7 separate regions of the Mus musculus genome follow, and all the other regions are linked to region 3. A link is a loop called in an ENCODE intact Hi-C map of the cell type or tissue named here. Cell type or tissue: left cerebral cortex. All regions are shown on one strand. Region 1 has its middle 69 kb from the start of Sult3a2. Region 2 holds the start of Nkain2 (Na+/K+ transporting ATPase interacting 2). Region 3 holds the start of Clvs2 (clavesin 2). Region 4 has its middle 79 kb from the start of Sult3a2. Region 5 overlaps Trdn (triadin). Region 6 overlaps Nkain2 (Na+/K+ transporting ATPase interacting 2). Region 7 overlaps Clvs2 (clavesin 2).

Evidence for each region. Hi-C counts contacts between places; a loop is a spot of excess contacts. Peaks named below come from ENCODE experiments on the same cell type or tissue, not always from the same donor. Only the 100,000 strongest peaks of a DNase experiment are listed, where the experiment ranks them.
Region 1: a loop joins it to region 3, with 2.2 times the contacts of the local background. A loop is called at or near these places in 4 of 42 quality-filtered maps.
Region 2: it touches region 3 in a loop (2.3-fold over the local background); 2 of 42 quality-filtered maps call a loop at or near these places.
Region 4: a loop joins it to region 3, with 1.9 times the contacts of the local background. A loop is called at or near these places in 4 of 42 quality-filtered maps.
Region 5: it touches region 3 in a loop (2.6-fold over the local background); 2 of 42 quality-filtered maps call a loop at or near these places.
Region 6: a loop joins it to region 3, with 5 times the contacts of the local background. A loop is called at or near these places in 2 of 42 quality-filtered maps.
Region 7: a loop joins it to region 3, with 6 times the contacts of the local background. A loop is called at or near these places in 6 of 42 quality-filtered maps.

The regions. Positions count from the first base shown.
Region 1 is chr10:33,711,130-33,715,129 of GRCm38, forward strand. No RefSeq gene overlaps it. Among named protein-coding and RNA genes, the nearest start is that of Sult3a2, 69 kb to the right of the region's middle. In left cerebral cortex, a CTCF peak has its summit at 1,549 (motif pointing left); a DNase peak (open chromatin) is centred at 2,468.
Region 2 is chr10:32,888,972-32,892,971 of GRCm38, forward strand. It overlaps Nkain2 (Na+/K+ transporting ATPase interacting 2), which reads right to left and starts at 944. Exons shown (of 7, transcript NM_001013411.2): 1 at 672-944. The coding sequence starts at 725. In left cerebral cortex, a CTCF peak has its summit at 2,021 (motif pointing left); DNase peaks (open chromatin) are centred at 794, 1,087, 1,350 and 1,877; H3K4me3 peaks cover 2,388 bases; H3K27ac peaks cover 1,876 bases.
Region 3 is chr10:33,622,357-33,626,356 of GRCm38, forward strand. It overlaps Clvs2 (clavesin 2), which reads right to left and starts at 2,328. Exons shown (of 6, transcript NM_175448.4): 1 at 1,780-2,328; 2 at 188-702. The coding sequence starts at 576. Gm15939 (predicted gene 15939) reads left to right here and starts at 1,890. Exons shown (of 5, transcript NR_152723.1): 1 at 1,890-2,550. In left cerebral cortex, a CTCF peak has its summit at 2,108; DNase peaks (open chromatin) are centred at 539, 1,432, 1,878, 2,234 and 1 more place; H3K4me3 peaks cover 2,926 bases; H3K27ac peaks cover 2,741 bases.
Region 4 is chr10:33,701,497-33,705,496 of GRCm38, forward strand. No RefSeq gene overlaps it. Among named protein-coding and RNA genes, the nearest start is that of Sult3a2, 79 kb to the right of the region's middle. In left cerebral cortex, a CTCF peak has its summit at 2,114 (motif pointing left); a DNase peak (open chromatin) is centred at 2,113; H3K4me3 peaks cover 207 bases; H3K27ac peaks cover 312 bases.
Region 5 is chr10:33,368,486-33,372,485 of GRCm38, forward strand. The region is part of intron 21 of Trdn (triadin); the gene reads left to right. Among named protein-coding and RNA genes, the nearest start is that of D830005E20Rik, 110 kb to the left of the region's middle. In left cerebral cortex, a CTCF peak has its summit at 2,236 (motif pointing left); a DNase peak (open chromatin) is centred at 2,212.
Region 6 is chr10:32,867,275-32,871,274 of GRCm38, forward strand. The region is part of intron 1 of Nkain2 (Na+/K+ transporting ATPase interacting 2); the gene reads right to left. Among named protein-coding and RNA genes, the nearest start is that of Nkain2, 21 kb to the right of the region's middle. In left cerebral cortex, no CTCF peak of the experiment used is centred here; DNase peaks (open chromatin) are centred at 2,488 and 3,921; H3K27ac peaks cover 1,892 bases.
Region 7 is chr10:33,537,596-33,541,595 of GRCm38, forward strand. The region is part of intron 4 of Clvs2 (clavesin 2); the gene reads right to left. Among named protein-coding and RNA genes, the nearest start is that of Gm15939, 85 kb to the right of the region's middle. In left cerebral cortex, no CTCF peak of the experiment used is centred here; DNase peaks (open chromatin) are centred at 1,905, 2,933 and 3,726; H3K27ac peaks cover 723 bases.

The sequences.
Region 1 (4,000 bases), 89 kb after region 3:
GAACACAGCTTCTTTGTGCTCTCAGAAAACATCCCAGAAGATTTCACCTCAATGATGCTGGTCTCTTCTTAATCACCACTGATTTATTTGCTCCAACTAACCAACATCAATTGTCTCCGTAGTCTGCTTCTCCTCTTCACTATAAAGCCAGAGCCAAACGACCAAAACTGCTGAGTTCTGCTGCTTCCTGGGGCTGGAACATGGCCCCCTTGTTATCACCATCTTTCTGTTTTCTAAATCCTTCACTGTCTAAACTTATCTGTCATGGAACTTGCTCTGTAGACTGACTTTGAACTCTGAGATCAGTATGCCTACCTCCTAAACACTGGGATTGAAGATGTGGTTCACCAAGCTTGGGTTTAAGTTTTTCTTCATCTAGAACATATTCTAGGCTGGTCTTAAACTCAGAGATCAACTTATCTTTGCCTCCTTCGATTAAAGGCTTATACTGCCATGCCTGGAGCTAAATATAGCCAGGTGGGATCTTGCCCCAAGACCACTAACTCCCTTAATTCAGTTTAATATCCTTGAACACAGGATTCGGCTCTATCTCACTTCGTGGTGCCCCTTCAATGTTTGAACCATATATTTTATATTTTCCCTTTCTCAGTTTGCTATGCTTATTTAAAATGCTCTTCATGAGACTTAATCAGAGAACAAAGTCTATGATGGGTATTTCTGAGACTTCCTTTGTCTCTTCACCTTGTACTCGGGCAGACTCTTCAGACAAGGGCAAAAATCAGGCACATCTTCCACCAAAATACTACAAAATAGTCTCTAGGCCACATAATGAAATTATTCTACACTGAAACCCCTTGGGCCAGGTCAACACAGTTCAGATCACTCACAGCAACAAAATCTTCATTGTTCCTTCTAAGATAGCCCATTAAGCCCTCACTTAAAGCATTTCAATGCTTCCAGCTACCATTCTAATTTTATGTATGAAACTTCATTAAATGGTTTTAGTTGAAAACTTAATGAATATAACTGACTTATAAACAAATCCAATCTTAAACTATACTTGAACTAAAAGTGTAGGGTGCCTTCCTAGCATGCCCAATGCCGTGTTTGATCCCTAGCACCACATAAAAGGGGCATGGTGGTAAACACCTGTAATTGTGGCACTTAGTAGGCAGACAAGAAGATCAGTGCAAAGCCATCTGGGGCTGTCTGAATCATAGTGTCTCTCTTCCCCACACCATCTTCATGTGTGAATATTTTATATATATTTATTTATTATTTTATAGATTTATAATATATTTTTATATGTGTGCTTATATAAATTTAAGAAACTTGCATGGAGACATGATATGGCTCAATGACATAGCACTTGCATTTCAAAGGCATGACACCATCATTTGCTGAATAATCTAATCAATTTTTACTTTCATATTAAGAGTTCTTTCTTGGGGCTGGAGAGATGGCTCAGTGGTTAAGAGCACCGACTGATCTTCCGAAGGTCCTGAGTTCAAATCTCAGCAACCATATGGTGTCTCACAACCATCCGTAATGAGATCTGTCGCCCTCTGCTGGTGCATCTGAAGACAGCTACAGTGTACTTAGATATAATAATAAAGAAATTAAAAAAAAAGAGTTCTTTTTTGAAGGCAGTGGTAACACATGCCTTTAGTCCCAGCACTCATGAAGCAGAGGCAGGAAAATCTCTTCTCTGAGTTCAAGACCAGCTTGGTCTACAGAGCAAGTTTCAGGACCACCAGAGATACACAGATGTCTTAAAACATAACAACAAAAAAGAGTTCTTTCTCATCAAAAAAATATAAAGGCCCTTATACATACACCCCTAAAACAGCTCCTCTACTGCTGCCTTCCCTTGTACCTCCCAGGCCTCCAATATAGCTCTAAAATTTCAGAATATTAAAACATTTTTAAAAACTCACTAGTTTAGGCAAATACTGTGACTCTGGCTCTCATTTTAGAATTATTATACTTATCATTTACTGTGGGTCATTGATAACTACAGCTAAAGACTTTGACTTAAATCTCATTGATGTTTTGGATTTCATAAGGTCAATACATTATACTTTTCCCTAGCTTGACTTATTAAATGGCTATCATTTGCCAGATGCTAATTATGTGGTAAGGATTTTAAATATAATATTGAATCTCAAAACAATATTTGTGGTAGTTAGCAACCCCATTTTATCAATGAAGTAACAGAACCTCATAAAGGTTAAATAATTTGCTCTGTAGCAAATATAGTCAACAAGTGGTAGAGCCAGCAAAAGAAAGTCTACAACTAAAGCCCACACTTTATTTATGACTTTATTTATGACAATGCCTGGTAGGGAGAAATCTTAAGTGCTTTATAAAATGTATCATTTCCTCACACTTTCTAAAAATATATTCTAGTCACTGTGTGACAAATAAGGAAACTGAAGAGCAAAGAAATTAATTTGCATGTTTTTTAAAAATAGCACATCCCTTGATATAACTGTAACAGAATAGAACACTCAGGCAATCACGATTAACTCTGTATTCGGTAGTGTCTGTTTTAAAACACTTTTCTTTCAGCTATAGCCCATTGTACACTTTTATTTAAAATGTGCATATGAAAATACGTAAAAGTAAGGAATAGACTGTAGCCAATGAAAGGAAATAACATGTGAATAAGTTCTTTCTGTTTGCATTTAGAACATCACCTCTATTGATGGAAACAGTATTGTTTTCTTCATAAAAACAGTTATACTCCAGTCTAATATAGCAATACACATGAACATTAAAAGAAACACTCTTTTTTTTACTAGCACATAGCAGAATACTCAGGAATTCACGATTAAATCTCTTTTCTGTAGTGTCTGTTTTAAAACACATTTTTTCCAGATATAACATATTGTACAGTTTCACTTAAAATATGCTCCCACTTAGGCTCCACTGCTGAAGCTGAAGCTCTTTGTATGTTTTTATTCAGGGTTCCCTTATTTTGTTCTGTGCTCCTGAAGGTATGTGAAAAATTGCCTTTTCCCAATTGAATACTATTTTAAAAGCTTGCTATTGAAAAATCAATGATTGTATCATTTCATAAAACATAATCATCTTCTAATTTGTCAAAAGTGAAAATCAAGGTTTTTCTGAGTTTCTCACCATGTGTTCTGCATTCTCCATGGGTACAATCCTTCAGACACAGTTATGTGCTATGTACCAGGCCCTGTGATGTGCATACTGGGGCCTACCGAGTTAGTAAGGCCAGGCTCTGCCTTCAGGGAACAAGGGAATTCTCCATGGTAAAGATATGAGGACACTGTGGAGTGGGCCACTACTTGTAGACCAGGCTACACCACTGAAGCTGAGGCAAGAAGCCCTCAAGGTTGTGGCCAGCCATCCTGAGATACCTAACAATACCTTGTCTCAAAAAAAATTTTAAAAAGAAAAACTGTGTGAAGACTGCCCATTTCCAGACCACAGGACTCACTCTGTCTACATTAGAACATCTCAAGAACCTTTCTCAGTAGATTAAACATGAAATAAAACTGCTCACCAAGAAAAAAGGCTTACATAGAATTGAAATTTTGATGAGTGGCTCACACTTTGTTATCTGATGTTTACATTTTAACCTTGTAGTTTAAAAACTCTGGCCTACTGACAGCCTGATACATAGCGGATGTGCTGTTGTCTTCATCTGTTATCTCTGCTGCCTCCATGAAGGCTCTGCTCAGCCAAAAGGTCAGAAGGGGTTCTTTAAGGTTGCGAAGGAAGTCCTTCAGGAGGCTGCAGATGACATGGATATGTCCACTTTGCTGAGGCTGTCAGTGAGCTGCCCCAGGCCAACAGGGACACACTAGCCTTCCTCATCATCCACCTACAGAGAGTGTCTCAGAATCCAAACACTAAGATGGATATTGCCAATCTAACTTAAGTCTTTGACCCTACAATAGTTGCCCATACTGTGCCCAATCGAGATCCAGTGACAATGTTCCAGGACACTAAACGTCAGCTCAAGGTGGTGGAGTGCCTGCTCTCTCTGCCCTTGGAATACTGGAAT
Region 2 (4,000 bases), 730 kb before region 3:
TGTGAGATCAAACAATAGCATCAATTTCAGTGGCAATATTGTACATTATGGAAGACAAGATATTATTTCTTCTTGGAATTTTTGTAGCTCTTATGTTTTAAAGGTCCACTCTGGGGCAATGGTGTTGCAGAGTTTAAGTATCTCTCTCTGATCTACATACTTTTAGAACTCACTGTGGCTTTTTAGTTCAGAATGCTGCTAGAACACATCTGACCTAAACAAGGAGTTTTTAAGAAAATTATAAGACAATATATTCTAAGAAAATATCAAGCGACGATAAATAAATACTTCAAAACAAGTATATAAAAGCCTGAAAATCTGCTTTTCAACTTACACGCATATATAGTAAAATATATATGACAACCATCCTGTTCACATTAGCAAGAATGCCAAGCATAAAAGGAGAGCAACATCTCCACTCCCTTAAAGAAATTAAAGATAACAAGTTTAACCTGCACCTGCAAAACTGTCCTTAGAGGGACAGAAACGGGGAAAGGCAGAAAGGCTCACTTCTGCTGCACCCCTAAAATCATTTTAAATACAGGTAATATGTGGCATCTTTTATCTCTTCTTTTCCCTTCCGTCCTGCTCAATGGCAGATCTCTTACTACACTCCCTGCCCACTCTCTCAATGGTACATAAGAGAATAAGAGAACCCAAGCGTCACTTACCAGTTGCATGCCACAGATAAAGATAAGCGTGCACCTGCCACTGCAATAACCCATGGTTTCCGAGACCCCTGCCACAGCCAGGCTGTCCCACGTCGGCCACCGTCGAGGCCCCAGTTTATCCAATCAGATCGTGGGGAAGGACAGGAGAACCTGCCCAGGGCTCTAGGGCTCCCAGATGCCGCTGCCAATGTCCAGGGAAGTGACAGTGTCCTGCGCGGCGGCGGCTGCCCCAGCCGCGCCCGCCACACATACCTTTACTCGTTCACTGCACTCCCAGCGCCGCGGGCAGCGCCGCCCAAGGAGACGCGCCCGGGCCCCGCAGGGGCAGCAGCGGCAGGCAGACAGCGCCGCCGAGCCCTGGGGCATCTGGCCCGCCAAGTTGCGGCCCACGCCCGACGAGCGCTCGCCCGCCCCGCACTCCCTCCCCACGCACGGGTGCGCGGGCTCCCGGGGCGGCTGAGATGCGCGCCGGGCGCCTCTGTTCTGCGCTCCGCGTGCGGGGCCCAGGGGCGGGGCGGCTGCGGGGGCCGCGCGGACGCCCTGCGGCGCCCTTCCCCTTGCCTAGATGAGCGGATCCCCTCCCAATCAACAACTTCTCAGAGGTCGTGGCGGGCAGCAGCCCTGGCCGTTGCGGGCGTGGTGTCGCGGTGCCTGGGAGCTGCGGGGGCGTTGACTGCGGGAACAACGCGAGGGATCGGGTCGGAGGAGTCCCGGTGGCATGGCTGGCTGGCTTGCTTGCTTGCTTGCGTGCTTGCTTGCTTGCTTGCTTGGCGATGCCTTGCTTTGTTGGTATCGGTCTTGCTGAGGCAACCCTGCCAGAAGCATTACACGTGCAAGCTGTGGTGTGTGTGTGTGTGTGTGTGTGTGTGTGTGTGTGTGTGTGTGTGTGTGTGTGTGAAAGTACGGTTATGAAAAGGGATGGTGAGATATCAACTGGGGTGCCGCTAAGGCATTCTTCCCCACTGGAAAACCTGCATGCACTTACAGCAAAGAGCGGAGGGAGAGAAGTGGACACGGTGGCGGCCAACCAACAGTCCTGTGCTTGGCACGAGGCAAGGACAGCAAGGGACAGAGATTCCAGAGTTTCAAAGATTAGCCTGCTACAAGGACCGAACGGAATTGCCTCTTGAAGTTGCAAAATGTAGGGAGCCAGAGGAAATGTAGGAGTTTGGTTTTGGTGCTTCAGACTGCTTTCTTAACAATGGAAGGAGCCGATGAAATTTGAGCACTTATCTACCAGACCTCATGCACCATCCGGTTGGTTATGTGTCCTTGCTTGGTCATACTCCAGGTTTGACAGCAGCAGTTACCTGCGGACACGCACTCTGGAGCCTGTTGCTGCCACCTACGGGTAAAAAGCTGAAGGGAAAAACATGCTGGAGCAAGTGATGGTCATTTAGACCTTGGTGTTCAGAAGAGGGCATTTCATTTACAGTCCCAACAGCTACTGAAAGCATTCCTAATCTGGCTACAGAGAGAGGGTGTACTGTTGAGATCCACTGGATAGTAAAGCCATTGGAATAAAGTGCTGTGAGTGAAAAGAACTGTTCATGGAGCTAAAAAATACCATCGTTAGAGATGTAAAACCGGAAAAAAAGAAAAAAAGCTAACCAACAAGGTTCGTGAGACAAGTAGGACTTAAGCCTCCTTGAAAAACGACATTTGTGTATGGTAACTTTACCCACACTGAGGACCTAGTCTCCCTTCCATCAGCATCAGCTTGAGAATCATTTAGACTGTACCGTAAAACGTAATTCTATCTGTAGTCACTATTTCTTCCTCATTCTTAATCACTGAACTATGACCTTTCAACACATGGCATTCCTCTCTTTTTGTGGGCACACTGAATTGTTTCCTAAGCAGAGGAGGCTCTTGGCTAAGAAATAAAATGATTTCCTTGAAACCCATCTTTATCGGGCAACGGAGGAGAGGTGGGGGATGATGACCTCAGCCTTTTCAACGCACATATTGGAAATGCCAAAAACAGATTAGTCCATGCCATGGGGTCTCCACCAGCATTCAGTCCTGATTCTCTACAATAGTAACCATTTCATTTCATCTCATCTCTCTGCTCCAGTCCCCATGACTTCCTGGGACAACTTTCAAATAAAGCAATTGTGATGTAATCTTGTATCTGGTATCTGCCTTAAGGGAAACCCAATCAAATAAAATATTCCTCAAGGGCTTTTATGGTAGATATTTTACTGGTATAGTAGCAACGACAAATGTAATTGATGGTAATTCAGTATTGTATGCAACTAGTATCTACTTGATGAATCTACATCACATTGTCTCATTCATTACAGGAAACCTGGGAAGTGATACAATGCCAATTCCCAAGTAAAAGAAACTAAAATATTAGGCAGGAGAAGTATCTCTATAAAAGAGATGCATGTTCTCAGACAGAACAGTCAAGTTGGAATGCTCATCTTCTGTAAATAAAAATTGGTGTCCCAAATCACTGTGCAATACACCATCATTGATATTTTAATGAGTTTCTCAGCCATCTTCTAGTTTCACCCAGAAGTGATACTAAACATGTTTAGAGGGTGTTTAAGTATTTACTTCTTTGTGAAGTAAATTCCTATCACGTCCTTTATACACAACATAGCTAATGCCGGGCTTCTGCAAAGGTGCCCTAGTTACAGATGCAATCCCATTCCTTGAGGTGGCTGTACCTTTCTTGTTGCTTTTCCTTTTGTCCCTGGAACTAAACACCTTCCTGGAAGGAACATTAATCACAGCTGAGAGTCCTAGCTGTTCCATAGAAGTGTGTAGAGAAAAGAGATGTCTGAAATTGGAAAGTCGATTGCATTTTCACTTAGAAAGAAGGTCATAAAGTGTTTAGCTATGAGGTGCTAAGGGCTTTCCTTGACTTGTCTGATGACATAACTATTGTTAATTACCTTGATTCTGTGGGGGAAATGTCTACACATCTGCATACCTCCATCTGGACTCACCTTGACAAATGGCTTTAAAGTGCTTTTCAAGGTTTATTCACACCCACTTCATTTTCTTTCAGGACAACTCACTGTCTGTCCTGAGCACACAGCATCTAAGCCAGTTAGAGGTGACTCCATACTCAGCTATGACAAAATTCTCATGCCTGGGTGTGTATCTCCTCTGAGCAGTTTCACTACAAGTTTACACAGTCTTTATTGCATTTAACAAATAGACCAGTAACAATTATCCTTACAGTCACTAAAATAACATTTAACTGATTAGATAACTTGAACAAATGTGGATAAGGAGCATATTAAAATATTGATAGTAAATAAAATTAAAGTAATCATAAGTCTTTCTGCCTGTTTCCATACAATGTTTCTTTT
Region 3 (4,000 bases):
ATGAGTTGCATTTTCCCTCTGCCCCCTTCCCTGCTCCCAGCAAGTAAACAAAAGTATTGAAATTACAACACTACGAAACTCCTAAGAGTAAATCATAATAAATAAATAAATAAACAAACAAACAAACAAACAAACAAACCCAGAAGTGTCAAAAGATCATAAGTAAACTTTGGGATTCAGGATTTACCTGCTCTGATCCCAGTTGGCAGCAAAAAGGACTAAAATCTTCCTCCCATAATGGTCCAGATTGGCCAGGCCCCCAGGAAAGCCATCCTTCAGTGCCTGCTTGATGCCAGGGTCAGTGGCCTTGAAGCTTTTGAACATATCCAGGTTCTGCTGCCGGTACTCAAAGTACTGGGCCAAGAGGCGAAAAGCTTCGAAGTGATGAAATTTCCTGGCCCTCAAGAAGCGTAAGATGAAAGCGTCATCTGTGCGCAGAAAGCCAATGTCCGGCCTAGTGATGACCATGTCCCTTACTTCTTGGATGTCCTGGTGCAGAGTGTCTGGGTTCTCATTGAGTTCCAGGCGAGCTTTTTCCAAAGTCTCAGGAGAGAGGCCAGCTTGCAAATGAGTCATTGTCCCCTTGTATCCAAGCTGTCTACTCTGATTCTCTCTTTGTGTGTCCAACAATATACCTGGTACTTGTCACCTCCACACCACACTCTGGCCTCCGGTTCTCCTCACTGCTGTCTGCTTCCTTTCCTGTACAAGAAATGGTTCCTCTTCTGTTTTAAGCCAAGTACCCTGTTGCTCCTGTTTTTCCCCATAGCTTTTCTGGAGAGTATTTAAATGTCTTCCCCTAATGCCCCTTAAAAAACAATGCTTCCCATTTGAAATGAGCCTTTGGACAGGCCCTGGTCCTTTACCACTCTGAATTAAAAGAGGAAGAAAGAAAGAAAGAGAGAGAGAGAGAGAGAGAGAGAGAGAGAGAGAGAGAGAGAGAGAAGGAAAGAAGGAAGGAAGGAAGGAAGGAAGGAAGGAAGGAAGGAAGGAAGGAAGGGGAAAGGAAAAGGAAGGAGAGGAGAGGAGAGGGGAGGAGAGGGGAGGGGAGGGGAGGGGAGGGGAGGGGAGGGGAGGGGAGAGGAGATGGAGAGGAGAGAAGAGGAAAGAAACACTAGTTCCAACTAGCATTAGTCTTGGTTCTGTCTTCTCTTGCCTTGCAAGATGTAAAGAAAACAACCCCCATGGACATCTCAGCCCCAGCACTGTAAATCTGCTGCGGTCCCTGATAAAGGATGTGCCTGCCACAGATAAAGATGAGAATTCTGATTAATAATAAGGTGGCTGGCTCTTCAGCTGTGAGATCCAAGGCGGGGAGGGAGCGTCTTTGGCAGAAAGAGAGAGAAAGAGGAAGGGAAAGAAGCTCATTTCTCTCTGCTTATTCAAAGGTGCTATTTTTATAGGATGTCGTTGTGTGGTTTTTACTTTAGGTTATTACGATCCAATTAGGGGAGACTGCAAATCAAATCGTGCACCTCTTCCACACACAGTAATTTCATAAGGCTCCAGCTGGGTATTGGGTACCTTTGACAGAGGCGTGGGCTCACCCTCCCCACCCAGCCCCCAACTTCTGCCTAGTCTCTCCCTTTATTTCAGGGGACTTGCCAAGGAAGTGGAGGATAATGATAAGGACAGGAGGAAACCTTTTTGGGAGCAAAGATGTAAAAACCAGGGTGGGTGCAGGGAGTTGTGGAACATGAAATAAAAATGTCTCTATTTTCCCTATACCCCCCACCCCCACCCCAAAGCCAGAAAGAAGAAAGAGCAGTCAGTTCCTACCAGCAAACCGCGAGGCAGAGTCACTAAGCAATGCGGCACTCCCCAGCATCCATCAGCCCTGGCGGAGGTGGTGGCGGGGGTGGGGGCAGCAGCAGCATCTACTCCTCTCAGAGGGATGGAGCAGTGGAGAGAGATGGTGGCTGAGACCCGCCTGAGGATTCACCAGGGAGCAGCCTCGACGACCTCATCCAAGGACAGCCAGCCTGTCAGCAGGAAGGGTGGGGACCCGCAGAGCTAGGACCTCGCTGCCCGGCCAGCCTTTTTTGCCTTCGAGAGAGGAAGAGAAGGGATGGGAACGCCGGGACGGTGCAAGTCCACTAGGGCTGCGGCCGCCTTTACCTTTGTACGCCTAAGCGGTAGCACGGCGCGGCCCGCAGGGGCTGTTCCACTGCCCCCAGAGCCACTGGGTCCCGCGCGCCCCTGGGGCTTCCGCAGCCACTCCTGAGCCCGCTGCTGCTAAAAGAGGATCCGGCTCATCCCAACTCTTGATTATCCCAGAAGAGAGCTCCTAGCGTTGTAAGCGCTCACACATGCTCTCCGCTCCTCTCTCTGCCTCTGCCTCGTAGGGGTAGGAACGAATTTTGGGACACATTCAAATATCCCAAGCCCCAAGTTCAGCCTGCTCTGGTCTCCAGGTCCCAGCCAGGTCCAGCTATAACTGATCTAGTGGAACAGCTATGGCCTCACAGCATCCCCATGCTCCTCCTCGCTTTGTGTGCAAGACCCGGGAGTGCGGGGTAGAGTAGCCCTTGATTTTGCAACTTAATTAAGGTTGAGAAACCTTTTCTGGTTCTTGTGGGTAATTTTGATTGAGTAGGAGTAGAGAAACGTATTGTATTTTCTGCTTTTGTTGTACTCAGAGATATTTAATTTTAAGAAATAGTAAACTATTCCTATTAAATTCCCTTTGAAGAGGATGAAAACAACATCCAGGCAAAAATCAACAATATCAACAAGAATAACAACATTGTCATAGGACAGGGGGTTGGGTGGGAGCAGGGAAAGAGGACACTTGACTCCTAATAAACTGTATTTCCAGTTACTTCTAGAGATATGCTCTTTCCTTGTAATGCATCTTTATACTGGGATTATAATAAACAAAAAGAACCCTTGGGCCTGTGATGCCTGGAAATCTATTTTTAAAAAAAATGTTTTTAATTTTCAAAGCACAGTGCGCATTACTCAAACTGTAAGAAAGGGTCCTGAGTTTAAGTTACCCCAATGCAGCGACTCTTTACTGAACTCCAGTGTAGGTCAGTGTTATAGATAGACCTGGAGCTAATTATATTTGATGTTAATTCTGTTCTCCTGTGAGTGGTTGTGAACAAGGAATGAGTCAGCACTCAGGTGATTTCCTGTAAACCTGCTTCCCACTTTAATTTGTAAAACAAAGGAGAGCTGATGATTGGGTAGATGTAAGGCAAGGGGTAGCAGAAGGTGAAGAGAGGGAGAAGAAGGAGAAAATGGAAGAGGGAGAGGACACAAAGGAGGAGGAAGAAGAAGAAAAGCAGAACAGAAGCACCTGGCCTGGAGAAACCACAAGTTCTAACGGGTCTCATAGATGGGGAAGATGGTAGTGTAGCAGAAGATCTGCCCAATCTAGGGGCACAGCATGTGTTCATAATAATTGAGTCATATTTGGGTTGGAGATTTACAGGTCAGTGTTCTACATTCTGTGAACAGGAGGTGCCCCTGAAGTTGCCGACTTTAAAGACTGTTAGACTTTCAAATTGTACAACATTAGTTTTGTTTTCTTGAGTATGGTACTGATAAAAAATAAAATAAAATAAAGGAGTGTGATATGGCGTACTACATCATTTGTCAAATAAATTATTGTGAAATAATTTAAGAACCAGAAAAGGGGAATAAGTCATACACATATTGGTTAAAGTTTAAATGCAAGCGCTGAAAATTATTCATATAAATAGGTATGTGTGTGCTTATGAATATATCTGGTGTGTGTATGTGTCTGTGGTATATATTTTACATATACACTTTACATCTCTTGGGAACTATGGGGAACTGATTCCTAGGTCTTGTGGATAACAAACTCTCACAGGTTTACACATATAGAATGCTACAGAATTTGTATATATTCTACACACATCTTCCATGTGCTTAAAACATCTCTATATTACTTGTGATAATTAACTCAATGCAAATACTGTGTAAAATTTGTCATTTTGATTCTTTAGGGGATAATGATGAAGAGATGGAAATT
Region 4 (4,000 bases), 79 kb after region 3:
TGTGTCAGGAGGAATTCCTTTTCTAGTTCCATCTATTTGGAGTTCTTTAGGCTTCTTGTATGTTCATGGGTGTCTGTTTCTTTAGGTTAAGGAAGTTCTCTTCTATAATTTTGTTGAAGGTATTTCCTGGCCCTTTAAGTTGAAAATTTTCATTTTCATCTACTCCTATTATCCTTAGGTTTGGTTTTCTCATTGTGTCCTAAATTTCCTGGATGTTTTGAGTTAGGATCTTTTTGCATTTTGCATTTTCCTTGATTGTTGTGTCCATGTTTTCTATGGAATCTTCTGCACCTGAGATTCTCTGTTCCATCTCTTGTATTCTGTTGCTGATGCTCGAATTTATGGTTCCTGATTTCTTTCCTAGGATTTCTATCTCCAGAGTTGTGCCCCTTTGGCTTTTCTTCATTGTTTCTACTTCCAGTTTTAGATCTTGGATGGTTTTGTTCAATTCCATTACTTGTTTGGTTGTGTTTTCCTGTAATTCTTTAAGGGATTTTTGTGTTTCCTCTTTAAGGACTTCTACCTGCTTAGCAGTGTTTTCCTTTAATTCTTTAAGGACTTCTACCTCTTTAGCTGTGTTCTCCTGTATTTTTTAAGTGAATTATTAATGCCCTTCTTAAAATCATCTACCACCATCATGAGATATGATTTTAAATCTGAGTCTTGCTTTTCAGGTGTGTTGGGGTAGCCAAAACTCACTGTGGTGGGCATATTGGGTTATGACGATGCCCATTGGTCTTGGTTTCTGTTAGTAATATTCTTACGTTTGCCTTTCACCATCTGGTAATCTCTGGTGTTAAATGTTCTACCTGTCTCTGGCTGGAGCTTTTCCCTCTATGATTCTCTTAGCCTCTGTCAGCACTGCTGAGAGTCCAACTCTCACCTTAGTCCCAGTGGTCAGAGCACTCTCTGCAGGCAAGCTCTCCTCTTGCAGAGAAGGTGTTCAGAAGTCTGGAGCTCTGGTCCATTTCCTGAGTACTGGGGTCAGAGCCCTCCCTGTAGGCCAACTCTCCTCTGGCAAGGAAAGTGCCTGGGGGCCTGGGTCTCAGCTCTGCCTCCTGGCTGAGGATGAAAGCCCAAAGGGACCCTGTCCAAGAAGCTTTGTTGCTTCTGCTGCCTAAGTGCTCCCCAGTGATCCCAAGGTCCTGGGTGTGCTAGGGAGCCAGCAGCATGGAGAGTCCTCTGAAGACCTTGGCACCCTCTGCCAGGTTTGCACTGAAGATGGCACGGGGCTGGCCCCAACTGTAAAGAATTCCAGCCTCTGGTCAGGCGGGATTCCTTTATCCCTGTTCCTACTGGCACAAGACCCTCTGAAATTCTTTGGAACTGATGTTGCGTTCCACTCACCAGTAATCCTGAGGTCCTGGGTGTGGTAGGGCGCCTGCAGCGTGGAGAGTCCTCTGGGGACCTTGGCACCCTCCGCAGGGTTCACACTGAAGATCTCCTTTCATATCAGAATTTTCAACTCTTAGAAAGTGCTTCGTGTAAATAAAATTATTTGCATGTCAAATAATACCATGTCTGTGATTTACCTTCAAATACAGTCAGTGCAATTTTTGGAAACAGTTAAATATTAGCTGTTGTTGGAGTTGGGTTATGGAGGAGACTTTGTTGTGCTTTTGAGTCCATTTAAAAATCCTTACAGTAAATCAAGACTATTCATAAACTCCATCTTGAAAGCATAGATGGTAAATTATTCAAATCAATGGTTTCTTCCAAGGCTGAGACCAGAGAAGCCCTTGAGAAACTCCAAGACTTCAAGTCCTACACCCTCAGAAATCATGGTTTCACTCTAACTCATGCCAGCTCCATAAATCGAACTCCTTATTCATATACACTTATTGTTTGTTTGTTTGTTTACATCTTTCCCATTGGAAAGACAATCCTGTGTGCTTAACATTCTTATTTTGTTCTGGAGATCTGTGAATGCAAGGACCTTCATACTTGGCTCCTAGCACTGTCTGATATGCTAGTAAAATGTCTATCAATTATCATCCAGCTCTTACCTAGATAATTCTGTTTAGACGACGATAACAATTTTACAAACCTTTTACATAACTCATGATATTTTTCCCAGTGTGTTGTCATCTCATCCTCAGAGTGCCCTCTGCTGGACACTCTTGTGACTACTACTTGCTCTTACATTTTCACATATGACTGCATACACACTCCAAATTCCAGAGGGAACAGGGTGGCTAAGGTTATAATCTTCCTTTTCTTAAGTTTATAAAGTGACCAGATTACAAGTATTTAAGGAGCAACAATTATATTAAAAGAAGATGTTTTGCCCATGCTTCTGACCCAATTTAAATGTTCTCGGTCAATCAATTCCCAATACCTCAAAGTTACATGGAGATGAGAGGTCTTTGATGTATAATTAAGTGATAATTGAACTCTTTCTTTTTAAATTTTTTTATTATTTTCTTTATTTACATTTCAAATGTAATCCCCTTTCCTAGTTTTCCCTCCAAAAATCCCCTATCCCCTCCCCTCCACTATTCCCCTAACCCACCCACTCCCATTCCCAGTCCTGGCATTCTCCTATACTGGGATATAGAACCTTCACAGGACCTAGGGCCTCTCTTCCCATTAATGACCAACTAGGCCATCCCTCTACTACATATACAGCTAGAACCAGAAGTTCCACCATGTGTTTTCTTTGATTGTTAGTTTAGTGCCAAGGAGCTCTGGGAGTACTGGTTACTTCATATTGATGTTCCTCCTATGGGGCTTCAGACCCCTTCAGCTCCTTGGGTACTTTCTCAGCTCCTTCATTGGGGACTTTGTACTCTGTCCAATGGATAATTGTGAGCATCCACTTCCGTATTTGCCAGGCAGTGGCACAGGCCCTCAGAAGTCAGCTATATCAGGCTCCTGTCAGCAGGCTTTTGTTGGCATCTGCCTAGTGTCTGGGTTTGATACTTGTTTATGGGTTGGATCCAAGTGGGGCAGTATCTGGATGGGGGGTTTTCGAGACAGGGTTTCTCTGTATAGCCCTGGCTGTCCTGGAACTCACTCTGTAGAACAGGCTGGCCTCAAACTCAGAAATCTGCCCACCTCTGCCTCCCAAGTGCTGGGGTTAAAAGCATGTGTCACCACTGCCCGGTGCACTGGTCATTCTCTATGGCAGCCCTAAGTGTGGCTGATACACCAAGTGCCGTTCAACTGGAGAAAAATGACCCCCTCTCTCCCAGTAAGCATCAACTACAAGGATCCTCTTTGTGTGAGGTGGGACTTTGTGTTTACCTCTGAGTGCTGGAATTTTGTCTGGCTTGAACCCATGTAAGTTTGAATACTTGGAAGTGAAAGATGCCTGTGGGGAGTCCCTCTTCGGGGAGGCGCGCACCCTGTAGGACACTTAGACCTTACTCGTTGTAATAACACGAGGCTTTTAATGGCACACACACACACAAACAACAAAGGAGAGCTCAAGCCAGCATGCTGGGGTCGAAACTCATGCACCGCACAGTGGGCAGGGGAGTTCGACCCCGGCCCAAACTTCTTACAGGCTTATAAAAGCAAAAACCACAAACCAAAAAGGGAGGGAGCCGAAGGAATTTGCGTGGTTACACATGATTGGCTTATTTAAATGTCGGCGAGGTGATTACAAATTAACAGGGCAGTACGTGCTAGTTAAGGTGTAGGGAGGCACAAGGGCTTGGACTTCTCGAGGTCAGCAGGACACCTGGTCAGTGTATGATTTATGGTGGGCTATAGGGAGGTGCCACCCGGGAGGCGCCATCCTGCCAGATGGCCATTTGGTCCTGATAGCCCTGGCTAGTTCCTGCACTCTCTTTTTTATCTTTTATGGCCGGACATTCTTAGCTACTGGCTGTGCCTGGATCTGCCTGGGTCTATTCTTCAGCCCTGAATTTCTTGAGCTTAGATACCACAATGCTATAAGACCCAAAATTATAAGTTTTCTCTTCAGAAGCTAAGTAGTAAGATGTGTTGTTAGAAACTAAGCATCCTATACATTTGTTACTGAAATCCTGGTACT
Region 5 (4,000 bases), 250 kb before region 3:
CAAGAGAGAAGCTGGCTTACAAACAACCCCAGAAACGCATGAAAATAAGTCCATCATGACTTTTTAATCATATTTTTAAGTATGTTGATAGAATACTTAGCAATTTTTTATGACTTCTTTTTTTTTAATTAGGTATTTTCCTCGTTTACATTTTCAATGCTATCCCAAAGGTCCCCCATACCCACCCCCCAATCCCCTACCCACCCACTGTGAATACTTAGCATTTTATCATTTTCTCTGCTCATATAAACATTTTACCTCTTATACTTATTTAATACTTATTTGATACTTTTACAATGACATGATTTGTAAGAAATTCCTTTCCAGTTCTTGCTCTCTCACTTTTTCTCCTTTCTACTTCATTACTCCTTTAATAAATAATCAGGTCTAAATTCCATATGTCACAGAATAGCACATCACTCAAAGGAGTTTGTTTCTCACAAAGTGACACTATCTGTCATGCAATGTTTGATGTATGTGACTTTTTTATTGGTATTATCACTACCCAACACTGAAGACAATTTTCCCCCAGGTAATTGCCCACCTGAGTCAATGATTAGGTTTAGAGATTATGATAATGATACTCATTTCTTTCAAAACAAAAAGATATTTCTATACTTATCAGATTTTTCTAGGTCATTTGCCTTGTCTTAACTATGTGAAGCACTATTATGTACATCCAGGAACCTCAGTAACAAAAATATGAGAGGAGATAGTTAGTAGATGGCACTAGATACATTGTTTATCAGGGCAAGAAACACAATTATGAATAAAGCATCAGTCGTACATTGCCTTCATTCTGTTCCATCAGTGGTTCACTAAAGCAGTTTCTTGATAAAATATTTCAGTGTTTTCAGTTCTAAAAGCTATAAACATTCTGTATTAATTGTGTGTCCCTGTACCATTTATCAATCTTACACTTTGACCAAATGTGAAAACTAAAGATTACAAATATGAATCATTTCTTATTGCAAGGTCGAATCTAATTATAAATACGATGCGAAATTTCATGTGACCTCCTAAGTTAATGACAAAATATTTTACATTTCCCTTGACATTAGATAATACACTTTAAAAAAATTAATCAATGCAAAAAGGTAAGTGATTTTGATCATTGTCTACCCCCAAACCTCAGGGTCAGGATCAGGTGCATCACAGGTGAAGGTTTCGTTTTCATTTTTCACCACAAATATCTATTTTCCCTCAAATATCATTTTGATAACCATTGGTAAAGTTTGGCACATAAGTATTGAGTATTTCACATCGATAACTGAAGATTAAAGGATTCAGGTGCACATAGAAAATTTAGCCTTGCATATTCTTTGCCTTTATACAGTGAGTGGTATGGAAGGCTGAAGAAATCGACTGTAGGCTTTACCATAAAGAACAGCAAATAAATGCTACTTTATGGTCTCAAGAGCAGTATCCAACTGCTTCTTATGTTTTCTTTTCTATGAAAAATCTATTTCTTTCATGCCAATAAATTGAACCCATATATTGCTTATATTCTTTGAACAGAAAATATGGCACAATGACTGCCCTATAAAGTTGATTGGTTAGGCAAAGGTAAATCTTTGATTTTTTTAACATATTCTCTTAATTCTTTTATGTACATATTGGTTTGCTACTAAAGACTTAAGTATAACAAAAAGAAATAAATTTCCATACACCATATTTTTGCCTTTAGCTTATATGACTTACCTTTGTATAAATTTGTAGATCACTAGCATAATCTTCTAGAATCAATGTTTAGAAGACATCTGAAATTTTCAACTCTTCTACTTTATCACACTAAAGGAAATTACATATTTTTTAAAACAATATTTTATTTTTTTCTTAGTGAATATTTAAAAAATTATTTTCTTTCTTTAGATTTCAAATGTTATCCCCTTTCCTAGTTTCCCCTCCAAAAATTCCCTATTCTCTCCCCACTCCCCCTACTCCCCAACCCACCCACTCCTGCTTCCTGGCCCAGGCATTCCCCTATACTGGGGCATAGAGCCTTCACAGTACCAAAGGCCTTGCCTCCCACTGATGACCAATAAGGTTATCCTCTACTGCATATGCAGCTAGAGACAAGAGTTCCTCCATGTGTTTTCGTTGATTGGTGGTTTAGTTCCACGGAGCTCTGGGGTTACTGGATATTTCATATTGTTGTTTCTCCTCTGGGGCTGCAAACCCCTTCAGCTCCTTGGGTACTTACTCTAGCTCCTTCATTGAGAACCCTGTGCTCCATCTAGTGGATGACTGTGACCATCCAATTCTGTATTAGTCAAGCACTGGCAGAGCCTATTAGGAGACAGCTATATCAGGCTCCTGTTATCAAGCTCTTGTTGGCCTCTGCAATAGTGTGTCTGGGTTTGGTGGTTGTTTATAGGATGGATCTCCAGGTGGGGCAGCTAGTGGATGTTCATACCTTCAGTCTATACTATGAACTTTGTCTCTGTAACTCCTTCCAAGGATACTTTGCTTCCCATTCTAAGAAGGATTCTGAGCTTCTGGGCTAATATCTGCTTATCAGTGAGTACATATCATGTGTATTCTTTTGTGATTGGGTTACCTCACTCAGGATGATATCCTCCAGATCCATCCATTTGTCTAAGAATTTCATGAATTAATTGTTTTTAATAACTGAGTAGTACTCCATTGTGTAAATGTACCACATTTTTTGTATCCATTCCTCTGTTGAGGGGCATCTGGGTTCTTTCCAGCTTCTGGCTATTATAAATAAAGCTGCTATGGACATAGTGGAGCATGTGTCCTTATTACAAGTTGGAATATCTTCTAGGTATATGCCCAGGAGTTACCATATCTTCCAGTAGAACTATGTCCAATTTTCTGAGGAACTGCCAAACTGATTTTTAGAGAGTTTGTACCAGCTTGCAATCCCACCAGCAGTGGAGGAGTGTTTCTCTTTCTCCACATCCTCACCAACATCTGTTGTCATCTGAGTTTTTGATCTTAGCTATTCTGACTGGTGTGAGGTAGAATCTCAGGGTTGTTTTGATTTGCATTTCCCTGATGATTAAGGATATTGAACATTTTTTACATGCTTCTCAGCCACTCGGTGTTCCTCAGTTTAGAATTCTTTGTTTAGCTCTGTACCACATTTTTAATAGGGTTATTTGGTTTTCTGGAGTCAAACTTCTTGAGTTCTTTATATATATTGGATATCAGCCCCCTATCGGATTTAGGATTGGTAAAGATCTTTTCCCAATCTGTTATTTAGTGTTTTCTCCTATAGACAGTGTCCTTTGCCTTACAGAAGCCTTGCAATTTTATGAGGTCCCATTTGACGATTCTTGATCTTACGGCATAAGCCATTGCTGTTCTGATCTGGAATTTCTCCCCTGTAGCAATATCCTTGAGTCTCTTCCCCACTATTTCCTCTATAAGTTTCAGTGTCCCTGGTTTTATGTGGAGTTCCTTGATCCACTTACACTTGAGCTTTGTACAAGGAGATAAGAATGCTCAATTCACATTCTTCTTCGGGGTAACCAACAGTTGAGCCAGCACCATTTGTTGAAAATGCTGTCTTTTTTTTCCATTGAATGGTTTTAGCTCCTTTGTCAAAGATCAAGTGACCATAGGTGTGTGGGTTCATTTCTGGGTCTTCAATTCTATTCCATTGATCTACCTGTCTGTCACTGTACCACTACCATGCAGTTTTTAATCACAATTTCTCTGTAGTACAACTTGAGTTTGGGGATGGTGATTCTATCACAAATTCTTTTATTGTTGAGAATAGTATTAGGGAAATAACACCCTTTAAAACGGTGTGACTTTAACTAAAGAAGTAAAGTATCTGTATGATAAGAACTTCAAACCTGAAGAAAGAAATTGAAGATCTCAGAAGACTGAAAAATCTCCCATACTCATAGATTGGCAGGATTAATTATAGTAAAAATCTTGCTGAAAGCAATCTATAGATTCAATGCAATCCCCATAAAAACTCTAACTCAATTCTTCACAGAGTTGTGGCAATTTGCAAATTCATCTG
Region 6 (4,000 bases), 760 kb before region 3:
TTTTAGAGTGGTTGTACCAGATTGCAATCCCACCAACAGTAAAGGAGTGTTCCTCTTTCTCCACATCCTCACCAGCATCTGTTGTCACCTGAGTTTTTCATCTTAGTTGTCCTGACTGGTGTGAGGTGGAATCTCAGAGTTGTTTTGATTTGCATTTCCCTGATGACTAAGGATGTTGATCTTTTCTTTAGGTGCATCTTGGCCATTTGGTATTCCATTGTTGAGAATTTTTGTTTAGCTCTGTACCCCATTTTTAATAGGGTTATTTGATTCTATGGAGTCTACCCTCTTGAGTTATTTGTATATATTAGATATTAGCCCTCTAACAGTCTTGAAAAGAACAGGAATTCAAGGTCCATAGAGTAAAACTGGACATCTTGCTGAGAGCAATTTACAAATTCATTGCAAATACCCATCAAAATTCCAACTCAATTCTTCATAGAATTAGAAAGAGCAATTCTCAAACTGTATTACAGAGCAGAAATGGTAAAAACTGCATGTTATTTGTACAGAGAAAGGCAGGTGATCAATGGTAGAATTGAAGACTGATCTTTAACAAAGGCACTAAAACCATCCAGTGGAAAAAAGACAGCATTTTCAAAAAATATTGCTGGCTCATGTGGGGGCCAGCATGTAGAAGAATGCAAATTGACCCATTCTTATGTCTTTGAATAGAACTCAAGTACAAGTGAATCAAGGGTTTCCACATAAAACCCGATACACTGTAGCTAATAGAGGAAAGAGTAGGGAAGAGCCTTGAACACATGGGCACAGGGGAAATTTTTCTGAACAGAACATCAATCGTTTATGCTCTGAGATCAAGAATCAACAAATGGGACTAATAAAATTGCAAAGCTTCTGGAAGGTAAAGGACAAAATGGCAACCAACAGATTGGGAAGACTGCTGATATTCATTACCTTTGCATTGCCTTTACATTGTCTTCACATTGCCTTTACATTGCTATTGCCACTTCAAGTGCAAAAGAATTCAAAACAAGCTCCCAATCACCCTCCTTAACTAAGTGATCTCTAGCTACTTTGAAGCATGCAGCAATGTCACTTTTCCTTCTTTCTTGGTGAGCCAGGGTCTGCCACTCCTATCTTTTGTATCAAACTGCCTCACTGTCATCATGTGTCATCAAGTAATCTTCTTTTCATAACGTTAGAACTGATGGAAGCCAAGATATCCCTTTCCTCACTCTTGAGTTGGGGTATAAAAGGAGACACATTTTGTCTGTGTTAACTGATTCACTCTTGAGTTGGGGTATAAAAGGAGACACATTGTGTCTGTGTTAACTGATTTGGAAAGAAAGTTCTAAAACTACAGGCTTTGTTATGCCCATCCTTGGTTTAAATAATGTTATAGTGATCTTTATATTTATTTTAAAGGGTTCAGACATTGTAGCTGGGCATATTCTGACCCAAAAATCCATCCCTGGCCTTCACCAAGCCATATGGCCTGTTATCTGCCATTTTAGTCTCTCCTGGCATCTCCTTCTTTTGTGTCCTGATGCCAACTCCCCAGGAGCCCCTTGAGACCCTCTCCCTCTCTCTTGGCTCATAAGTTGCACCTTTTCCTCTCCTGCCCAGCTATAGGCTGTACAGCCTTTTTTTTTAACCAATCAGAAGGTGATGGAATACAGTGTTTTATAAAATACTGTCAGGCAATGCTTTATGCTAATGATAAAACCAATATCCACAGTGCAGCCGGATCTCTGGGTATAGAAACAGATACTTTCCTAACAGCAATTATTGTTTTCTTTTATTAATCATCATTTTGTTGTAACTATTATGCTGGGTTCTCATTAACATGGTACTTTTTATGGTTGCTTACTGGCTATCCCCCTTGACTTTAGTCCCTTCCATTTGAATTGTTCCTATGTTTTATGAATACTTTTCCCCAATTTTTTGCTGTGAGCTTGTCAGTACAGAATAAAGAAATTATCCTAATTATATGTCACTTACTGTAAAATTTTGAAATGCTTTTCAGATTTAAAAACTCTCCACAAGGCAAGATTAGCACGTTTGATGCATTAACTATTTTCTCTCCTGTACCAGGTTTTTTTTTTCTTTTCTAAGTATTATCAACCTAGTTTAACCCAACAACTTGTACGATGTGACATATAATGTTAAACCAGGATTTCAAAATGTGACTCCAGTCAGAAAGCTTTTTAAAACAACATCCAGAAATCCAAAAATCTCTAACTTCACATGTGTCTTACTATATGTTCTTAATCCCTACTACTCTTTAGAGATACTTCCATCCAAACACATAAAACATACATTAGATTAAACCACAGTCATTTTAATATCCTTATGCAAAGAAGAGATCTTAAAAAGAAACAGTGTTTTTGATAGCTCCCTCAATCTTCCTAAAGCCTGACCCCTTGTTCCAGCTGTCTACCCTGTCTGCCACACCCACACACCCACAATAGATACAAAAGATAGAGCACTCTTATAGTGCAAGGAAAAATAACCACCTTCTGTCACATAACAGAAGCCTCCATTCACGGAGACTTCCACTGGTGCTGGGCTGGTTTGGTAACATTCCAAGCCTGTCTAAAGATTCTGTTGTCTGCAGCTGCAGAGCTCCACAATTTCTCTTTCTCTAAATGTGACAAAAAGTCAAGTCCCAGATAAAAAATAAATGCATTTCAGACCCAGCACAATCAAATTAGGGAACTATGATTCCCTCTGCACTATCCATTTGAACAGCATCTTACATGGACATTAGTCCCATCAACAAATGGCCTTACACATCTGCTTACATCTTACAAACTGAAAAACAGATGTTTACCCTAAATTGTTAAGGCCAATATGAGGGAGCCATGATTCATCAAGGACTTATTTCTCAATGATAATAAGAAAAACAATGAAACACATGTAAACATACATGAGCTGTATAAACATTTCATGTGTGGCATTCTCTGTCAGGTGAGCAGTCTTTACTTTATATATTCCTCTATTCCTTTCACTGTCAATTTGTTCAATGACTTAGAAACATGTGGTTGACTGACATACAATATTATTAATTAAATACTATATCAATGCCACAAGTAAATCTTGAGCAGTGTTGCTGGGGCAAAATATCAATGATTTTTTTTTTTAATTTGAATCGTCAGGCAATATGGTGTTTTCTCTCCTATGACTCCTGCTCTATTCCTTCAAATGGGTTTGGGAGTGAGGCTTAGTCTGCACTTTCTTTGTTTGTGTGTCTGGCTGTACCTTTGTTCTAGGCAGAAATGATTATAAAGATGCAGATGCCAACTGAACTCCAGGCTATTTAGAACTTAAACATCACATTTTAAACCCAGAACCTTACTTGAGAAAATTCTCAACATATTCTGCATTGCTTTTTCCCAAGATATTTTCTAGTGTTGGATACTCACTTAGGACTTCTTAAACTATTCCTTCTCTCTAAGTACTGTTTGAGATGAAAACCAGGGAATAGCCTCTGAGGCAATGAGTAAGCTATATATTTAAGTGGTCCAGCACTCCATTCCATTCAGCAAGTACCATGGGGATCAGCACAGACTTCTATACATCAAAGCTAACTCACTGGTGTCTCTATAATGTCCCCTTACTGGAAGTGCATCTTGAATAATTACCCAGCTGGTATTGGGTGACTCTGAAAGCATGTCTAGGGCCTAGCTTTCAGAGCTCTAATTGGGTGCTGTTTTTTCCTTTTTTCCACTTTTTAAAACTGCCAAGTAAGACTGGAAACCCTTCAGACTCTGTTTAGACTCTATTTTCTAATTAGATGATGGGAAAACTTTAATTAATAAGATGACCTCATCATAAAAATCAGGTCAGATTGTTAAGCACTTGTAACTTATAAATTTTAGCAAGCACCGACTTTTGCAAGCCAGCCAACTTTGTTAGTTCTCAAAATTTCTTTAATTAGGCTACTCAGAAAGGAGCATGCACTAATGGGAGTCCTGGCTACATTCCAACAGGGGATAATTGCAATCTGGCCTACCTAAACTTGCACTTGCTTCAA
Region 7 (4,000 bases), 85 kb before region 3:
CCCTTCTCAATAGTCACAAATAGTATAAAATATCTTGGCATGACTCTAACTAAGGAAGTGAAAGATCTGTATGGTAAGAACTTCAAGTCTCTGAAGAAAGAAATTAAAGAAGATCTCAGAAGATGGAAAGATCTCCCATGCTTCTGGATTGGCAGGATCAACATTGTAAAAATGGCTATCTTGCCAAAAGCAATCTACAGATTCAATGAAATCCCCATCAAAATTCCAACTCAATTCTTCAACGAATTAGAAAGAGCAATCTGCAAATTCATCTGGAATAACAAAAAACCTAGGATAGCAAAAACTCTTCTCAAGGATAAAAGTACCTGGTGGAATCACGATGCCTGACCTAAAGCTTTACTACAGAGCAATTGTGATAAAAACTGCATGGTACTTGTATAGTGACAGACAAGTAGACCAATGGAATAGAAGTGAAGACCCAGAAAGGAACCCATACACTTATGGTCACTTGATCTTTGACAAGGGAGCTAAAACCATCCAATGGAAGAAAGACAGCATTTTTTAAAAAATGGTGCTGGCACAACTGGAGGTTATCATGTAGAAGAATGTGAATTGATCCATTCTTATCTCCTTGTACTAAGCTCAAATCTAAGTGGACCAAGGAACTCCACATATAACCAGAGACACTGAAACTTATAGAGGAGAAAGTGGGGAAAAGCCTCGAAGATATGGGCACAGGGGAAAAATTCCTGAATAGAACAGCAATGGCTTGTGCTGTAAGATTGAGGATTGACAAATGGGACCTCATGAAACTGCAAAGCTTCTGCAAGTCAAAAGACATCGTCAATAAGACAAAAAGGCCACCAACAGATTTGGAAAGGATCTTTACCTATCTTAAATCAGATAGGGGACTAATATCCAATATATATAAAGAACTCAAGAAGGTGGACTCCAGAAAATCAAATAACCCCCTTAAAAGATGGGGCTCAGAGCTAAACAAAGATTTCTCACCCGAGGAATACCGAATGGCTGAGAAGCACCTGAAAAAATGTTCATCATCCTTAATCATCAGAGAAATGCAAATCAAAACAACCCAGAGATTCCATCTCACACTAGTCAGAATGACTAAGATCAAAAATTCAGGTGACAGCAGATGCTGGCGAGGATGTGGAGAAAGAGGAACACTCCTCCATTGTTGGTGGGATTGCAAGTTTGTACAACCACTCTGGAAATCATTCTGGCGGTTCCTCAGAAAATTGGACATAGTACTACCGGACGATCCCACAATACCTCTCCTGGGCATATATCCAGAAGATGTCCCAACTGGTAAGGAGGACACATGCTCCACTATGTTCATAGCAGCCTTATTTATAATAGCCAGAAGCTGGAAAGAACCCAGATGCCCCTCAACAGAGGAAGGAATACAAAAATTGTGGTACATTTACACAATGGAGTACTACTCAGCTATTAAATGAATGAATTTATGAAATTCCTTGGCAAATGGATGATACCTGGAGGGCATCATCCTGAGTGAGGTAACACGATCACAAAAGAACTCAAATGATATGTACTCACTGATAAGTGGATATTAGCCCAGAAACTTAGTATAGCGAGATAGAAGGTACAATTTGCAAAACACATGAAATTAAAGAAGAATGAAGACCAAAGTGTGGACACTTTGCCCCTTCTTAGATTGGGAACAAAACACCCATGGAAGGAGTTACAGAGACAAAGTTTGGAGCTGAGACAAAAGGATGGACCATCTAGAGACTGCCATATCCAGGGATCCATCCCATAATTAGCCTCCAAACGATGATACCATTGCATACACTAGCAAGCGTTTGATGCAAGGACCATGATATAGCTGTCTCTTGTGAGACTAGGCCGGGGCCTAACAAACACAGAAGTGGATGCTCACAGTCAACTATGGGATGGATCACAGGGCCCCCAATGAAGGAGCTAGAGAAAGTATCCAAGGAACTAAAGAGATCTGCAATCCTGTAGGTGCAACATTATGAACCAACCAGTACCCCGGAGCTCTTGTCTCTAGCTGCATATGTATCAAAAGATGGCCTAGTTAGCTATCACTGGAAAGAGAGGCCCATTGGATAGTCAAACTTTATATGCCCCAGTACAGGGAAACACCAGGGCCCAAAAATGGGAATGGGTGGGTAGGGGAGTAGGGGTGGGGACTTTTGGGATAGCATTGGAAATGTAATTGAGGAAAATACGTAAAAAAAAAAAAAAGAAAAAAGTATCATTGGTATCATACACAAATTTCTTTAACATTTATTTTAAGAGTATAATTTAGAAGTAACTTAATTCACACTTTTGAGTCAAGATGAACAGGCTAACCACATTCATCTTTATTGTCTGTACCTTTAGAATGCACAGAAGTTAATATAAAGAAAAATGTATGCATATCATTAGGTAAACAGAAATAGAAGAAATATTCATCAGTACACTATTATGTTTTACAATTATGGAAGATTACAAATAGATATAATGCAAACATTGGCCAAAGTGTACAGAACAAATTTCCACCATTACTATAGTGGTGGAAGATGCCATCTTCCCCATGGTAAATTGGTTAATTGGAAACATAATGCCTTCTTACTGAAATATATATATATATGTGTGTGTGTGTGTGTATGTATGTGTATATATATATCATGTATATATATATATATACATATATATATATACATTATATATATATATATATCACAACAATATTCTTTAACCAGAAATACCTTTCCTAGAAAATATGCTTCTAAATACTTTACTGTATCATCTATATAATTTTGAAATAATCATATATATTATACCACATCATAATCTTCTATCAAGTCATGAAGGTGCTGTGGTTAAAAACAATCTCTAGAGCAGTACATTCTGGAACACTGTCACTGTCACCTCCTCCCTCCACATCACTTTCAGCACTGGCATTGATTCCACTCTCACTGAGGAAATAGGGCGCCAGCTGAGATCCACCCACAAGCATCTGTGCCCATGTGTTCTGCCTTACCCCTAGAACAGAGAAAATATAAACCTCACAAAGACTAACTATTCCACTTCACAACACCAAGAATCACTCCAAAATCTACGAATTTTTTCATTTATCTGCGCCACTTATGACATTAAAGAAACTATACCATGTGACTGGGGGGCGGGGGGAGAAGATGGTATACTCAAGAGGAGGCTCACCCAAGGCTGCAATGGGGTAATGAATTGAAGCTTAGCCTCTGCTTTCCAGAATCAGCAACAATGGATTTATTTGGTTGGTGGTGAGGGGCAAAATAAGAAATGACCTTAACTCCAGGAACTAACATATCATTGAATATATGGATGTGATGGATGGGGAGTTTCATATGAAAATTCCAGGCACTGATGAAATTATGAGAACAGGCTTCACAATAGCAAGCACAGAAATCCTCACCTTTTGGTCATGTTCACATTTATCTTATTTTGAGAAAATGAAATCATACTATAGTCTCTTGCACACCTGAATCTATGGAAAAATATTACCAACACTCCTTAGGTTGTCTTTCAGCAGATTTTCAGAACATGTGTTTGTAACATCAGCTGTGTAATGTGCTTGAGTAATATTATGACAAGGTATTCCTTTTAATGCCATTAAGAATGAAATACCTTTGCTATACATATTCATTATATAAGTAAAAATTAACAGAATTTAATCTTTCTTCATTTTACATGAAAATGTCCAAGCCCCATGCTAGCAATGCATTTAAGAGATTAAGATCATGTTATATCATGTAACAGTGACACTGGTTGAACACCCAAGCACTTGCAATGCTGGCCTAAACTACATAAGATCTAGTGAACCGGGCGTGGTGGCACACGCCTTTAATCCCAGCACTTGGGAGGCAGAGGCAGGCGAATTTCTGAGTTCTGGGCTAGCCTTGGTCTACAGAGTGAGCTCCAGGACAGCCAGGGCTACACAGAGAAACCCTGTCTCAAAAAAAAAAAAAAAAATCAAAAAAAAAAAGAAAAAAAGAAAAAAAAGAAAAAGAAAAAC